Linked DNA regions of Homo sapiens: region 1 is linked to region 2. A link is an interaction called in ENCODE POLR2A ChIA-PET data of the cell type or tissue named here. Cell type or tissue: HepG2. All regions are shown on one strand.

What was found. ChIA-PET counts read pairs that join two places held together with the same protein. Peaks named below come from ENCODE experiments on the same cell type or tissue, not always from the same donor. Only the 100,000 strongest peaks of a DNase experiment are listed, where the experiment ranks them.
Region 1: POLR2A ChIA-PET joins it to region 2 with 33 read pairs; 4 of 35 experiments call an interaction of 5 or more read pairs at or near these places.

The regions. Positions count from the first base shown.
Region 1 is chr1:12,398,901-12,406,900 of GRCh38, reverse strand. VPS13D (vacuolar protein sorting 13 homolog D) reads right to left here. Exons shown (of 70, transcript NM_015378.4): 61 at 6,571-6,720; 62 at 5,197-5,293; 63 at 2,928-3,076. Among named protein-coding and RNA genes, the nearest start is that of SNORA59A, 100 kb to the left of the region's middle. RefSeq lists a silencer at 1,051-1,345. In HepG2, a CTCF peak has its summit at 754; DNase peaks (open chromatin) are centred at 200, 750, 1,150 and 4,480; H3K4me3 peaks cover 608 bases.
Region 2 is chr1:12,524,229-12,532,228 of GRCh38, reverse strand. LINC02766 (long intergenic non-protein coding RNA 2766) reads right to left here and starts at 6,676. Exons shown (of 3, transcript NR_187319.1): 1 at 6,602-6,676; 2 at 4,437-4,784; 3 at 3,137-4,179. In HepG2, no CTCF peak of the experiment used is centred here; DNase peaks (open chromatin) are centred at 2,678, 3,648, 6,308 and 6,678; H3K4me3 peaks cover 628 bases.

The sequences.
Region 1 (8,000 bases), 130 kb after region 2:
ATTGCTCAATTAAAGCCCTTCTTTTGTAATACCCCAATGCTCTAAATGGAAAAAGGACTGCTGTAGGCCACCTCATGAAACCGTTTAAAGGCTCCTGGCCTCTTTTGATCTTTAAAAAAAGCCAAAAACACGTATAAACTACCTGGCATTTTCAGTATCACTCGGCCACTTTCTAACACGCAAACTTGAGAGAATGGAGAGAATGGGGAGTCAGGCAGGAATGCTGTGCTTTGGTCTCTGCATTTGTGAAATGGGACTATTATCTCCCCATTCTTCCACCGCAGAGTAAGGAATCCAATTGAGATAGCAGATGTGAAACTGCTTTCAGTCCTTTTGAACAGACACTATATCTGGCAACAATGTACCCTCAGTGTAAACCTGAAGAGACTTCCCTCTGAGATTTCTGACAGTCTCACTTCTGGCCTGGAGTCAGAAGAATCAAGATAATTATTCCTTCAATACCAAAGACGTGGTTTACCTTTTAGTCAGGCTCTCGTGACTCCTGTTCAGGGACAGGACTCCATTTTCTAAGCACACACTTTTAGCCATTATATATTCATCTAAAAGAGCATAGTACCCTTCTAAGAGCTACTAATAAAGGCATATTACTCTGTTAGAAAACTCTTTGAATAAATGACATTATTTTATGAGTCCCAGACTCCACTAGGAGACTCAAGACACAGTAAAATGTGACTCCCACAAGCTGAGAATTTAACTCTTTAGTCCCAATTCCCCGCACCCTGCTGGAAACATTAACTTACTACACTCGGCGTGCCCCCTACACACCTCATCACATGGCTGCTCCATGTAATTGTTTCACAATGATTTGAAAAATGCCCTGAAAATGTTCCTTCAATTCAGTGCCAGATGAAACATTCAACTGAAATGATTTCGTTGATTGTATGCCGAGCGCACACACAACCATCATGTAACTGGGGGGGGCTGGAGCTACTTCAACTGCAGAAAATCAGACTGCTTTTCTCAGTCTGGGGAGTTTTCTGCTGGGAGCAATTTGAAGGGAATAGTGAGGTGTCTGTGTTTCTTAGTAAGATGATTTTAAAAACAAGAAGTCCTCAACCCTCAGGAAATGCTTCACATTGGTTTGCTGGGCAAGTGCCAAGTGCTCTGGGTGAATATATACTTTATCAAACAAACCCATTCCAAAGGTCACACAAGTCAAGTGGATACTTGTGGATATTAACAAGATAGTGGTTTTCCCATGGTTTTCCCCTCACTCCCATGCTAACTATAAGTATCTTTAATCTCCTGGGAAACATGAAATTAAAGCGAATGAAGCAGACAGGGCAGTGAGTGAAGGGCACGCTGCACTCTTCCAGAGATGGCTGCAAGAGCCATTCCTGCTCCAGGTCCCCACCAGCACTCCCTGTGGCTTGGCCCCAGTTTGCCACCCCAATGCTGTCACCCTTGCCCTACCCTTACCCAAATGTGATCTGATGTTGACCAGACTACTGTCTCATTACCTGTGTGTCAATTTTAGAAGCTGTGAGTTGGCAGACACGGCCACATGAGGCCCACACATGTGTTTTGTTAGGCCCACAAGGTTTAAAAAAACCAAAAAACTTGAATTGGTTGCCAATGTTTAAAAACCAGGAGATTCCACATAAAAATCCAGATTTCCGGTTTCTCTTTAAAAATCTGAAGATCTGGCAACACCAGGTTCACATTCCTCCATGACAGCAAGCGGCTGGAGCGGGTTGTGGCGGCCCCTTCAGATGGAGCAGGCACTCCTGGTTGGGCAGACACGACACCACCCCGGTGTGCAGCTCCACTCGCTGCATCGCCAGCGCAGCTCCTGCGGGCATCTACGTTAGGACCCTAGACTTACTTCTTATCTGCTCATATCTCTAGCTGTTTCTGCGCAGCAAGATGACTATCTTGTAGCATCTTAGAGGAGGCAGCATGGGGCAGTGAGAAGAGTCCTCGACTGGTGGTTAGTAGGAAGATGGAGGTCTTGAGTATTATCTTTAAGTGCAACAGAATGAAAAACCAGAACCAATGGGTCCAAGCTGCAGGGGGCTGACTTTGACTCAAACTAAGGAAAGACTTTCTAACACCCCTGGATCCACTCCTGCTCCTATCACTTCCTAGCCACACAGCCTTGACTGACAAAACACTTTGAACTTCAATTTCCCTGTCTACCAAGCAAGTACATCACTGAGGACTCACAGGTCTAAAATTCTCTGGTTCCTTATGTTCTATGGGGAAGCATAGTATAGTGAAAAAAAAAATAGACTTTAGAGTCAGACAGGCTTGGATTTGAATCCCAGCTTTCTTCCTTGATGAAGATAAACTTTATGGCTGAAAATGAAGACGGTGTTCAGGCTGTGTCTAGTAAGTAGTCATCAAGATGGTCTAAGGGCTTCATCCTGATGTGGTGGTAGAGAAGGCCATATCCCAGTGGGTAAGTGGGCTGAGTCGACTTTAAACACTCCTAGTAGACAATCCTAGTGACAATCATTCAAAAAGAGGTGGATACTTAGGAAGAGAGAAGTAGGAAGGTGAGCAGGCCTCGGGCACAAAAAGAAGATGCTGTCTTGACTGCTTTTTCTCTTGATCCTGGACACAACTTTAGGAAAAAGGCTTTTATCTCACTGAGGTAAGCCAGGAGCTAAACAGAGAGCAAATGGGTTTTACAGAATTATCTGTGAATCTCTTGAGCTACTCCTTGATCTTCGGCAATGTCGTATTTAAGTTTCGTTTTTTTTTTTTTTTTAAAGACAAATACACGTAAGTCAATAAACCTTCTGAAAAAGGAAATCTGTAAAAATAAAATGTCTGCTATGAATGATGATGAGGGACAAAAAAAAAAGCACACACACACACAACAACAAACAACAAATAGTAAACACACTCATTCTTTTCCAAGGAAAAATCATCTAAAAAAATTTACCCAAATAGCAGCTCACCTTAAGATCCAATGGGAGCTTGTTGGAGGTGAACACACTTAGCTTGATCTGAGGAATGCTGATTTTGAGATTTTCAAAGTAGTATCGAATTGGTGTTCCACCTTGCTCAGCTGTCTTTTCATGGAGGTTTTCATCATATTTTTCCACCTCTGGTACAAAGGAAGAATTAAAAAAACAAAAAAGAATTTCTTAGTCTCATGATCCACAGAATCCACTTTGTATTCACATAGAAAAAAATCATCAAAAAAAGGAAACCATCTATCACTCTCGATTTAGTTTGTGAGGGTACAGTGACGTGTATAGTATTCTGATGCCATTCTTTGTAAGAGTAGATCTGTTTTGTGTTGTTTATCAAAAAAGAAGACTAGCATGTTAACTTGTGACTCCATACCATCCAACAGATGTCATCTTTGGAAAAAATCATCCAGATGGAAAAGCCAAAGGCCACAGGTGTATTTGTTAGCAATGTTATTATCAATGACCCAGATTATCTAAATTTATTTTCCTAGGATCATATCCAAATAAGGTCTTGGAGTGCAGTGTAACTGAATCAAAATGGATATCACCAATTCACGAATCTGAGTGAAACATAAATGCCTGAAAAAGAATCAGGCTGCGGGCTGTAAAGACGTAATATCACTACAAGCAGCGCCCTGTCTCCCAAATGGTGGACATCCATTTAAATAGGACAATCAAGGCAGATTTTTTACTTGCCATCTCATGAAATAAAAGGAGTAGCAGGAGTAGCATGGGCTACAACACAGCAATGTGCTCTTTGCACTTGATGCTGTATGCACATCCAACTGGGCAGCATATTTTGCCTTGGCTTCACGTGCCTTGGAAATAAAACCAGAGAGCTGGCACATACCTACTTATCAAACACATTTATGTTGTAAGCTATCATCAGTGCTACTTACAGAAAAATGATACTGCAACAGAGACCTGCCCATTTATGCTGAGGAAGCAGAAACAGCTACAGACAGGATGGCAGGTACTTTAAGGAGCAGCAGGACTGGGCTTGTGGACCTGAGGGCTGCATGCTGCCTCTGTCCCATCCCATCAGCACTGGTGACAACATACCAAAAACATGGGAAGCAACCCCTTAGTCAGCTCCCACTTCAGTGAAAGGCAGGCAAGGATTTTACAAAAGTCTAAATCCATGCTTGAGGAGAAATTTATTACAGCAACTTATAAGAAAATTTACAAGAAAAGCATGTCGAATCAAATTTAAAGTAAAACTTCCCAGGAAGGTACCAAAACAGAATGGATACCTGGCAGGCAGGCTCCCAAGTGGCTGTCTGAATACAAATAAACACTGGCGTTCCAACCCAAAGTGGAAAACACAGCATTAAACAGACAGGATCTTGCTCTTGATCCCAAATACTCTTAAAGCTTAAATTCTAAATCTGGGATAAAAAGAACAAAAATATTTTTCTTGCATTGTGTGTATGTATGTACATGTGTACACACATTCCCAGTGATTTTTTTCTCTAGCCAACATGGGCAGATAAACATAAAAGCCTCTTTCTTATCATTTCTTCAGGCTCAATATTTAGTTTAGGCTTCAAAAGACTGAGTATTACTGACTTTTTTCTAAGCTGTATACACAGCCATGAAAAGCCCATCTAAGAGCGGAAGGAAAGGCTGTGATGAGGAATCGAAAAGAAGCAACAGCTCAATTATTTCTGTAGCACTGCTGGAAACCTGGGCTTTTCAATAGCTTATCTTACTCTCTTCTACAAAGAAGAGAGTAAATAAGCAGAAACCTTTGTAATTACAAAAAGGCACAAGGGTTTGGATGTCAAAAGTTAATGAATTGAGGCTAGCCAATTTTATTTTCTCAACTAAACCAAAGGAACTGCCAAAGGGATTTCTGATTCTTGGCCTGGAGTCTGTTTAAGAAACAAAGGTTAGGAAACAAAATGGTTTGCTAAATGACTAATATCATTTCTGTCATCCTAGAGCAGATGAATCAAAAAAATGCAAAGCAAAGAGGAATAGTATACTGCTTCCCAAAGGTATACCACTGGATACTCCAGGATTCCAGAAGACCCTCTGAATGGCTCCTTTAGTTCACAGAGATAACTCAGACAACAAGTAATACTTTGAAAAAGCACAACTGAAACACAAGCCTTAGCTTCCTAGCTCAGGCTGAGATGTGGAAAGGGAGCCTATCAGACACCAAGGGGCTACCTATTTTTACAAACAGACTCAAAAATACCATCTTTGGACCAATTCCCAAACACAGACATAGAACATTCAACATTACCTGATTCTGCTTGATCGTAGCCAAAGAAACTTAGCAGCTTGAGGAGCAGTTTCTCCTCAATTTGCACTGTGAATCTCTGAGCTGTGATCATCAGATGCTAGAGATAAAGAAATTCTGATTTAAAGTGTGAACACCAGAAGGAACATTCATCTGTGCTATTAAGAAGGCCTCAATGACATGGTATGCTTTCATTAATCATGTGGCTTTATAACTATAATGCCAAATTATTTCTGGGTTATCTCTCTCTATATTGTTATGATTAACTAAAAACTCCAAAAGATGTTTAATAGATGGTTTGCCATTCTATTGTTTGGTTCCCAGGCAATCTGGGCCTCATTAGTCAGGATTCCAGCCTCAGATGCACTGTGGTGGATGAACTTTATGGTGTGTGCTCAGATGGATGGCAGCTAATTTAAGGAGCAGCATGGCTGGGCTTGTGGATCCGAGGGCTACAGGCAGGCTTGGTCCCATCAGCACTGGTGATAAAGGACCAGAAATATGGGAAGCAACCCCTGGTTGGCTCCCACTTTTCCAGAGTTTGCTGCTGGAACAGCTAGCTTGTGCGTGGAGACTCCTCCAAGAAAGAAAGTTTATCATTTGTAACTATCTGCTTTTGGTAAACAGTGTGGTAACTTAGGTAGCAGCACGTCTGTCTCAAGGTCAGACCCATCATAGCCCTTTCCCAATATTTCAGGGTTATTGTGTGTGTGTGTGTGTGTGTGTGTGTGTGTGTGTGTGTGTGCGCGCGCGCAGGTGCACATCTCACTCTATCACCCAGGCTGGAGTGCAGTGGTGTGATCGTGACTCGCTGTAGCCTCGAACTCCCAGGCTCAGGACCTCCCACCTCAGCCTGCTAAGTAAGTAGTTGGGACCACAGGTGCTTGCCACCAGGTCCAGCTAATTTTTGTATTTTTTATAGAAATGAGGTTTCACCATGTTTCCCAAGCTGGTCTCAAACTCCTGGGCTCAAGAGATCCACCCGCCTTAGCCTCCCAAAGTGCTGAGATTACAGGTGAGAGCCAGTGAGCCCAGCTGGGGTTATTCTATTTTTAATAATAGATCTGGATCATGCCTGGTCCTGACCTATCTAGAAGATGCTATACTTTCCTACAGTGACTTCACTCTGATGAATATGGACTCTGGCCTATATGGACTCAGTACCATCAAACTGTCACCTGCAAGGTCACTGAAAACACAACTGAGAAGGAGGAGTTCCTGTCAATTCCTCCAAACAATCTATTATGTCACATGTGGTTTAACCCTGCAGAGCTATTCCCATCAGCACCCGGCACTGCTGCTCTGAGACTTGGCTGTGAGAGAACAAATCAACGTTCCAGCATGGCATCAACCCACCAGCCTCCTCCACCAGCCCACCTTGTAGATGTTGGTCAGTGCACTCTTACTGGGGAACTTCACTGCGTTGACTTGCACAGCTGGGCCGGTCTCGATGACCTCATTCTCATTGCTCAGGGGAGTCACATAGAGCATGAAGGGCTGCGTGGTACCAATGAGCTGATTGTCCACCTACGGCCATGGAAAGGTAGCAAAGCAAAAACAAAAACAGACCAGTGGCTCAGTTTTCATTTTTACGCTTGAGTGGGGCCTCATAATGCGCAGGTTGCTCAGAAAGTACCCTTGTCATTTCACTCGATCTCAATAGCAGTTCACAAAAGGGCAGTCATAATAAAGTAAGCAGTCATAATAACAGATGCTAAATTTCATTAGGGGAGTGCTTTTCTAAGAGAATAGGTTTTGTTTTCTCACCTCAAAAAAATAAGTATGTGAGGCAATACATATATTAGCTCAATTTAGCCATTCCACAACATAAAAATATTTCCAAACATCATGTTGTACACGATGAATATATACATATTTTTTTGTTTTTCTGAGACAGTTTCACTCTTGTTGCCCAGGTTGAAGTGCAGTGGCGGAATCTTGGCTCACTGCAACCTCTGCCTCCTGGATTCAAGCGATTCTCCTGCCTCAGCCTCCTGAGTAGCTGGGATTACAGGCATGCACCACTATGCCCGGCTAATTTTATATTTTTAGTAGAGACGGGGTTTCTCCATGTTGGTCAGGTTGGTCTTGAACTCCTGACCTCAGGTGATCTGCCCACCTTGGCCTCCCAAAGGGCTGGGATTACAGGCGTGAGCCACCGCACTCAGCCAACTATACACAATTTTTATTCATTGGTTAAAAAATCAACTACTGGCCAGGCGCAGTGGCTCACACCTGTAATCCCAGCACTTTGGGAGGTTGCGGCAGGCGGATCACGAGGTCAGGAGTTTGAGACCAGCCTGGCCAACATGATGAAACCCCGTCTCTACTACAAATACAAAAATTAGCTGGACGTGGTCGTGGGCCCCTGTAATCCCAGCTACTCAGGAGGCTGAGGCAGGAGAATCACTTGAACCCAGGAAGCAGAGGTTGCAGTGAGCCGAGATAGCGCCACTGCACTCCAGCCTGGGTGACAGAGAGAGACTCCGTCTCAAAAAAAAAAAAAAAATCAACTATTTGAAAAAAGTAATTTTTTAAGTCCACAACCTGCTGAATGAAACAAAAAATTTAATTAAAAAAATAAAACAGGTGATACTATGTGCGAAGCTCCATGCTAGCCACTTCATATGCATGATCCCAAGTCACATCATACCTGTAACGCTGGTGGTTAAACTAAGGGTTTGCTGCCATCCTTATGACAACTTCATGAGCTCTGTCCTTATATCACAGAGGAAGAAGCTGAGAAGAGAGGCCCTTGCTTCAGGTCACACTGCTGGTCAGTGGCAAAACTAGAACTTGAATCTCGG
Region 2 (8,000 bases):
TAACAAATCAATAGCAATATAGAGGGTTTGCAACAGAGACTATGAGAAGAGAAGGCGGAGAGAGAAACTTCAATCTTTTGAGAAATTATATTTTTAAAGAGAGCCAGGCTGGGCGCAGTGGCTCACGCCTGTAATCCCAGCACTTTGGGAGGCCACGGCGGGCGGATCACCTGAGGTCAGGAGTTTAAACCGGCCTGACCAACATGGCAAAACCCTGTCTCTACTAAAAATAACAAAAGTTGGCTGGGCGTTGTGGTGTGTGCCTGTAATCCCAGCTACTGGGGAGGCTGAGGCAGGGGAATTGCTTGAACCTGGGGGGCGGAGGCTGCAGCGAGCTGAGATCGCGCTACTGTGCTCCAGCCTGGGAGACAGAGCAAGACTCAGTCTCAAAAAAATAAATAAGTGAAAATAATAAAAATAAAGACAGCAAAGAATTGAGCAGTGGCTGGATTGGGCTACAGGATCAAGGGTGGATAAGAGGCGAGAAGTAACAGTGTGTTTGTGTGCTGGTGGGGCTACCCAGGAGGGGTGGGTCCAGGAGGGATCCAGGAGTAGTGGGATCTGGTGATCGGGGACAGTGAGTGGACAGCTTTAGATACAGTGTCTTTCAGTAGGCAAGAGAGGATGGGATGCTGGGCCTAGGCAGGAGAGTCAGCCTGAAGGGGAGCTGTGTTCATGTGTCAGGGGGACAGAGCTGGAGAAGGGGACTCTTCCCCAAGGTGGTGACAGCCTGAGCCTCTGGGCCCTGCCCTGTGGCCAGGCCTCCAGAGAATGGGGCAGCTTGGGCAGGATTCTCCCCAGTCTCTGAGACTCCTGTGCCCCTGTTCTTCTCCAGGTCTTTGTCTCAAGATAATTCAAGTTAATCATGGGAAGCTATCCCATGATAAGAGGCTAGAACAAGAGTGCTGCTGTATAATTTTTCTATTTTTTTTTTTTTTAACATTTAGGGATTTGTTTCAGCCTTTAAAATAAGCAGATAAGGATTGAAAACACAGATAAGGATAAAAAAACAGATAAGAGGCTGAGCACGGTGGCTCATGCCTGTAATCCCAGCACTTTGGGAAGCCAAGGCAGGCAGATCACTTGAGGTCAGGAGTTCAAGACCAGCCTGGCCAACCTGGTGAAACCCTGTCTCCACTAAAAATACAAAAATTAGCCGGGTGTGGTGGCGCGACCCTATAGTTCCCAGCTACTTGGGAGGCTGAGGAGGAGAATCACTTGAACCCGGGAGACGGAGGCTGCAGTGAGCTGAGATTGCACCACACTGCACTCCAGCCTGGGGAACAGAGTGAGACTCCATCTCAATAAAACAAACAAACCAGAAAAGATTTTTAAAACATAGTTCACGGAAAAGGAAATGGCTCTTAAACATAATTTCCCACAAGAGAAGTAAGTATACATTCAAACTACGCTGAAATACCCATTTTCTCCAAATTGGCAAAGTTCAGAAAATTTGCTAACAGATTGCATTGGTAGGGGTGTGGGTAAGTGCACTCTCATTCATTGCCGGTGGCTGTGTAAATTGGTACAAACCTTATGGAAGGCAACTTAGCAATATTTATCAAAATTACAGGTGCACAAAGGATTGGGCAATTTCTCCTCTAGGACTTTTTAACTTATCAGAAAAATCAAGTATACACAAGGTGATTCGTGGCAGCCTTGTAACAGCAAGAAGATTGGGAAGGCTGGAAACAACTTAAGTGACTATGGGTGGGGGACTGGCGGAATAAATACGGTATTTCTATACAATGGAAATCATGTTGTAATCCAAGAAAACAGAAATGTTCTTTATGCGGCTGCTTACAACTCACCGATCCCAACCAGTTAACAGATTTCTTTGCTCCTTCTCCACTCCCACCGCTTCACTTGACAAGCCTTTAAAAATAAAAAATAAAAGAAAGGTCATGTGCTGATAAGGAATGATCTCCAAGACAAAGTGAAAAATGCAAGGAAGTACTAAGCTAGAATCTTTGTAAAAAATAAAAAGAGAGGCTGGGTGTGGTGGCTCACGCCTGTAATCCCAGCACTTTGGGAGGCCAAGGCGGGCAGATCATTTGAGGCCAGGAGTTCGGGACCAGCCTGGCCAACATAGTGAAACTCTGTCTCTACTAAAAATACAAAAAATAAAATTAGCCAGGCATGGTGGCACACACCTGTAATCCCAGCTACTTGGGGGGCTGAGCTAGGAGAATCGCTTGAACCCGGGAGGTGGAGGTTGCAGTGAGCCAAGATTGGGCCACTGCACTACAGTCTGGGTGACAGAGCAAGACTCCATCAAAAAAAAAGAAAAAAGAAAAGAAAAAAGAGGGGTGGAGAGTAAATATACAGGTATATATGTAATTGCCAACACACATACATATAATTTGACAAATTGTATTTTAAAGAAAGCAAAGAATTGAGCAGTGGCTGGATTGGGGTACAAGATCAAGGGTGGATTGAGAATTGAGATGAGAAAAATAACAGTGTGTTTGTGTGCTGGGTTGAGGGGCTGCCCAGGAAGGGTGGACCCAGGAAGGATGGGATCTGGCCTATTTTATATATATATAAATGTGTGTGTGTGTGTGTGTCTTCCTGGAAAAAAATACACAAGAAACCAGGGTGGGGAACTGGGTAGTTGAATGACAGAGTGGGCGGGAGGAGAGAGATAAGGCAAGCTAAGTAGAAACAAACACAGACGGTAAGAGATAGCATTTAACAAACAGCACTCCACACCGCCTACTTCCTGTTCCCTTCCCAATACTACTACCTCTCCTCTTCCAGATAGACGCGTTTCAGGAATTCCACCTATAAAGTCTGAAGGGCATTTAAACTCCACTCAGTAATTTGACCATCAACTAGGCTAAGTGGGCAAGAGGTGTGCTGGGGTGAGAGCCCCTGGGCACACGGGTATGTTTTTTCTGCTTGAGATGGAGATGGAATTACCAGCTCAGGAGACAGTTTACAACCAATGATGCCTCATTCCTGTTTTCAGTCTGTTGGCATTTTAAAAATATTATACATTTTTACTTTCAAACACTAAGAGCCACCGACACTGTCTTTGGTCATTTGTGAGAACGCTGTTGATATGATAACTAGATTAACAGAAAAAAGCTGAGGGTCAAATGTGAGCTGATGAAAAGTTGACAGGATGTCTCCCTTCCCCTAATACCTCCGCTTTTATTAACATCATGGATGTCATCTTCTTTTTTTTTTTTTTTGAGACGGAGTCTCGCTCTGTCACCCAGGCTGCAGTCCAGTGGAGCAGTCTCGGCTCACTACAACCTCCGCCTCCCAGGTTCAAGCCATTCTCCTGCCTCAGCCTCCCAGGTAGCTGGGATTATAAGTGTGAGCCACCACGCCTGGCTAATTTTTGTATTTTGAGTAGAGACGGAGTTTCACCATGTTGGCCAGGCTGATCTTGAACTCCTGACCTCGTGGTCCACCCAAAGTGATCACTCCTGACCTTGCCCTCTCAAAATGCTGGGATTACAGGCGTGAGTCACCGCGCCCAGCAGATGTCATTTTCTAAAATAAGACAATGGTTGAAGTGTGTGGCCGCTAACTCCTGTGCTGAGCGCACTGGGATGGACCGGTGGGGGAAGCCTTTGCTCAGCCCTGGACCACCAAGGTCTCTGCCGGGCTGCTCTCCCCTCGGCCTGCTTGCGTGTGCAAGTCCACGGGCACACGTCCTGCCTTCATGTCTTGGACTTTAAACACCCTGGGCAGCTGGCCAGGCCTTGGTTTTGTTTGCAGAGTTGCCTAATCTAATATTGGTATTTAGCAAACAAAGCCCAAACAAGGGAGAAGTAGGCCCCTCTTGCCTCTTCTGAGCTTCCAGGGCTCTCCAGTGGACCCAAGAAGCACCGTGAGATGCCCCACAGTTTCATGGCCAAATAAAGAAACTTGAGTCAACCTTCTCTGTGGTTAACAGGGAATCCTCAGAGCGGGTGTTTTGGGTCCAGGCCACCCCATGCAAGGAATCCTGCTAGGAGAAAATGGGTCACTCCTAGTGGGGCTGGCCTGGGGCAGACTGTGGGGTGAAGAGGGCTGGCCATGTGCCCCTGACGCCCCTTCCTCAGATGCCCGCTGCTCCCCCGCATCGTAGAGCCCGTGGGTCTTGCATTCTTGCGGCGGCAGCTCCCCCGTCTTCTCACAGCTCCTGGCTCCCTCCTGTCATCCAGATGTGTGTTCCACGGAGCTCTAAAATTAAACAGATGCATCTGATAGCGACCTGCCCTTCACCCAGCAAGACACTCCCGAAGCACCAAAGCCCGTAGGTGGGCATCATCATGGTGGCCATTTGGGCCATGGTTGGAGATCCTGGAGGGCCTGGAGCAGAGGGGCCTTCCCTTCCCACAGGGCTCCGACCAAACCCGCGTCCCCTGGCATGGCTGGTTCAGTTCCAACCCTTGTGCCCTTTGAGATCACCTCCAGCCCGCGCTGGAAAGTCCACTCACCCGCCCTCCTGAGGAGCTCATGCGTATCCCAGGCTGCCACAGATGGTGACGCTGGGGAAGAAAGGCAGGTCATGGGCTTGGGCCACAGCTGCTTCTCGTGGACTGGACGGAGCAGGTGACGTGTCGGCCAGGAAGGAGGAAGGAGGCCCTCTCGGCCACGGACAGGCTCCAGGCTCCTCACATCAGGACCCAGGCCCTGCCCTCCCCGAGGGCCCAGGATCCAGACGCTTCCAAAAGTGCTCTCCTTGCATTTCCTGACCCGCCTCTACCGTGCTGTCCAATCTGACAGCCACCAGCTACAGCGGCGATGGAGGCGATGGAAATGCGCCTATTTGGAGTTGAGCTGTTCTGTAAGTGTGAAACAGGCACCACATTTCAAAGATTTAGTGCAAAATCACAACATAAAGCATCTCATTAACAATGTTTTCTAATGATTATACATTACATGATAATGTCTTGGACATATTGTCTTTAATTATTAAAATTAACTTTCCATTTCTTTTTCCTTCTTAAAAAATGGGTCACCTAGAAAATTTTATTTTTATTTCTTTTTATATTTATTTATTTATTTATTTATTATTTTTTGAGATGGAGTTTCACTCTGTCACCCAGGCTAGAGTGCAATGGCGCAATCTCGGCTCACTGCAACCTCCGCCTCCCAGGTTCAAGCAATTCTCCTGCCTCAGCCTCCCGAGTAGCTGGGATTACAGGTGTGTGCCACCACACCTGACTAATTTTTCTATTTTTAGTAGAGACGGGGTTTCACCATGTTGGTGAGGCTGGTCTCAAACTCCTGACCTCATGATCTGCCAGCCTCAGCCTCCCAAAGTGCTGGGGTTACAGGCGTGAGCCACCATGCCCAGCCTATTTATTTTTATTTTTTAGTGACAGGGTCTTGCTCTGTTGCCGAGGCTGGAGTGCAGTGGTTCGATCTCAGCTCACTGCAGCCTCTACCTCCTGGGCTCAAGAAGCCTCAGCCTCCCTAGTAGCTGGGACTACAGACATGTGCCACGATGCCCAGCTCATTTTTTTTTTTTAATTTTTAAAATAGAGACAAGTTCTCACTATGTTTCCCCAGCTGGTCTTGAACTCCTGAGCTCAAGCAATCCTCCCGCCTCAGCCTCCCAAAGTACTGGGATTATAGGTGTCAGCCACTGCTCCCAGCCTAGACAATTTTAAATTACATGTGTGACTTGCATTGTTTCTTTGTTTTTCTTTTTGGATACAGAGTCTTGCTCTGTTGCCCCGGCTGGAGTGCAGTGGCACCATCTCACTCACTGCAACGTCCTGGGATTACAGGCATGCATCGCCATGCCCAGCTCATTTTTATATTTTTAGTAAAGATAGAGATGGTGTTTCGCCATGTTGGCCAGGCTGATCTCAAACTCCTGGCCTCAAGGGATCCGCCTGCCTCGGCCTCCCAAAGTGCTGGGATTCCAGGAGCCCGGGTGACTTGCATTATTTCTATGGGACAGCGCTGGTCCACTTGGTAACGGTGGAAGCCATATTTCTCAGAATCCACTTCCTGTAGGTCTCAGGGCAGAGTTGTCAAGAGGGAAGGCACCCGTGATTTGAGAGGCAAAGGTGAGGCTGGCCTTGCTGACCAACACTGACCCCAGGCCGACCCCAGGCCCACCCCAGACCCACCCCAGACCCTTTGCTGCAAACTCACAGAAGACACCTCCCAAAGACGCCCACCCCAGCCCCCTCGGCAGTCCTCCTTGCCCTCCACCCCCGCCACAGCTGGGTGAGGCCTGACTCCTAGAATACATCCTTTATTCCACGACAGACCTCATGGTTCTGGCTCCCTGTTGAACCCCGTCTGATCCCCACCTCTCCTGGGCCTCTGGAGGCCGCATCCAACACAGCTGAGAAGGTGAAGGTTAAGGTCTCAAAATACAGCCGGCCGCAGCTCAACAGCAAGAGGCCTCCTGCCCAGGCCTCTAGGGTTCCATTTCCTCTCCTTCTGCCCACCACCCCTGGCTATTCTCTCTCCCCTTCACTACCCACTTCCCCTCCTCTCCTCCCTGTCTGCTGGCTCCTTCCTTCCAGTCCACAAGCAGCTCAACTCCCTGCTGCTTTTAAAACACCAACATGGCAAAAACCAAAACCACCCTCCCTCCCACAGTCAAATTTTAAAGATACATCTACACTCCCTTCTTCACCTTTGGATCCTATTTCAACACCAGGGACTGGCTTCTGGCCCACATCCCAGAGCCGCCAGGGACAAGGCCACCAGTGGCCTCATTTCCCAATCCCCGGCCTCTTTTCAGTCTTGCTCCACATGACCTCAGAGCAGAGGTGGTCACTAGTCCCTCCTCCTCTGCCCTTTTCCCCATGACACCCCCTTTGTCATCCCCATCACTGACCCTTCCTGGATCCTCCTCCCCTGGCAGTTCTTACGTTGACATTTCCCAGGGTGCTGGCCTTAGACCCCTCATTTTATGCCCCCTCTGGGTAAGGCATTCACGCCAGGACTTATTTAAACTACTGTCTCCCCCGTCTCTACTAAAAACACAAAAATTAGCCAGGCGTGGTGGCACATTTCTGTAGTCGCAGCTACTCAGGAGGCTGAGGCAGGAGAATCGCTTGAACCTGGGAGGCAGAAGTTGCAGTGAGCTGAGATCGCAGCACTGCACTCCAGACTGGGCAGCAGAGTGAGACTCTGTCTCCAAAAAATAAACAAACAAACAAACTAACAAACTACTGTCTCCAAAAGAATGACTCCCCCATCTCTACCTTTCTAATGCTGCTAACTGGATGCTCTGCAGGGCCCCATGTTCAATGTGTCCAAAGTGAAACCCGTCACCTAAGATGGCCTCCCAGTTCTCTTTTTTTTTTTTTTTGAGATGGAGTCTCATTCTGTTGCCCAGGCTGGAGTGCAGTGGCGCGATCACGGCTCACTGCAACCTCTGCCTCCCAGGTTCAAGTGATTCTCTTGCTCAGCCTCCTGAGTAGCTGGGACTACAGGCGCCTGCCACCATGTCCAGCTAATTTTTTGTATTTTTAGTAGAGACGGGGTTTCACCGTGTTAGCCAGGATGGTCTTGGTCTCCTGACCTTGTGATCCACCTGCCTCGGCCTCCCAAAGTGCTGGGATTACAGGCGTGAGCCACCGTGCCCGGCTATCTCCCAGTTCTCTATCTCAGGGAGCAGCCAAGGCCGGAGGCACCTTTACTCATTTAGGTCACTGGCTTCCTGTTCTCAAAGAGAAAATCTCTCTCTGCTCACTCCCATTCATGCCTCTTCACACCACTAACTCTTTTTTTAAAGCTTAGCTTGGCCATTACCCTCCTTTCACTCTGCATGATTCTGAGCTCCTCTAGGTGGCTTTGTGTGTCAGCAGTTTGTGGGTTTTCATTGCTGCGTAGTATTCCAACCTTATGGTATACTATAGTTTGTTTATCATAAAATGAATTGGAAAGTGCTTTCTTCTCTAGTGTGGATTTGTGTAGGGTTGATAGTAATTTTTCCTTGAGTGGAATTCACTCAAGTGAAGCCATCTGGGCCTGGATTTTTTGTGTAGGGGAAGGTTTTTAATTAAAAATTTAATTTCGTTAATAGA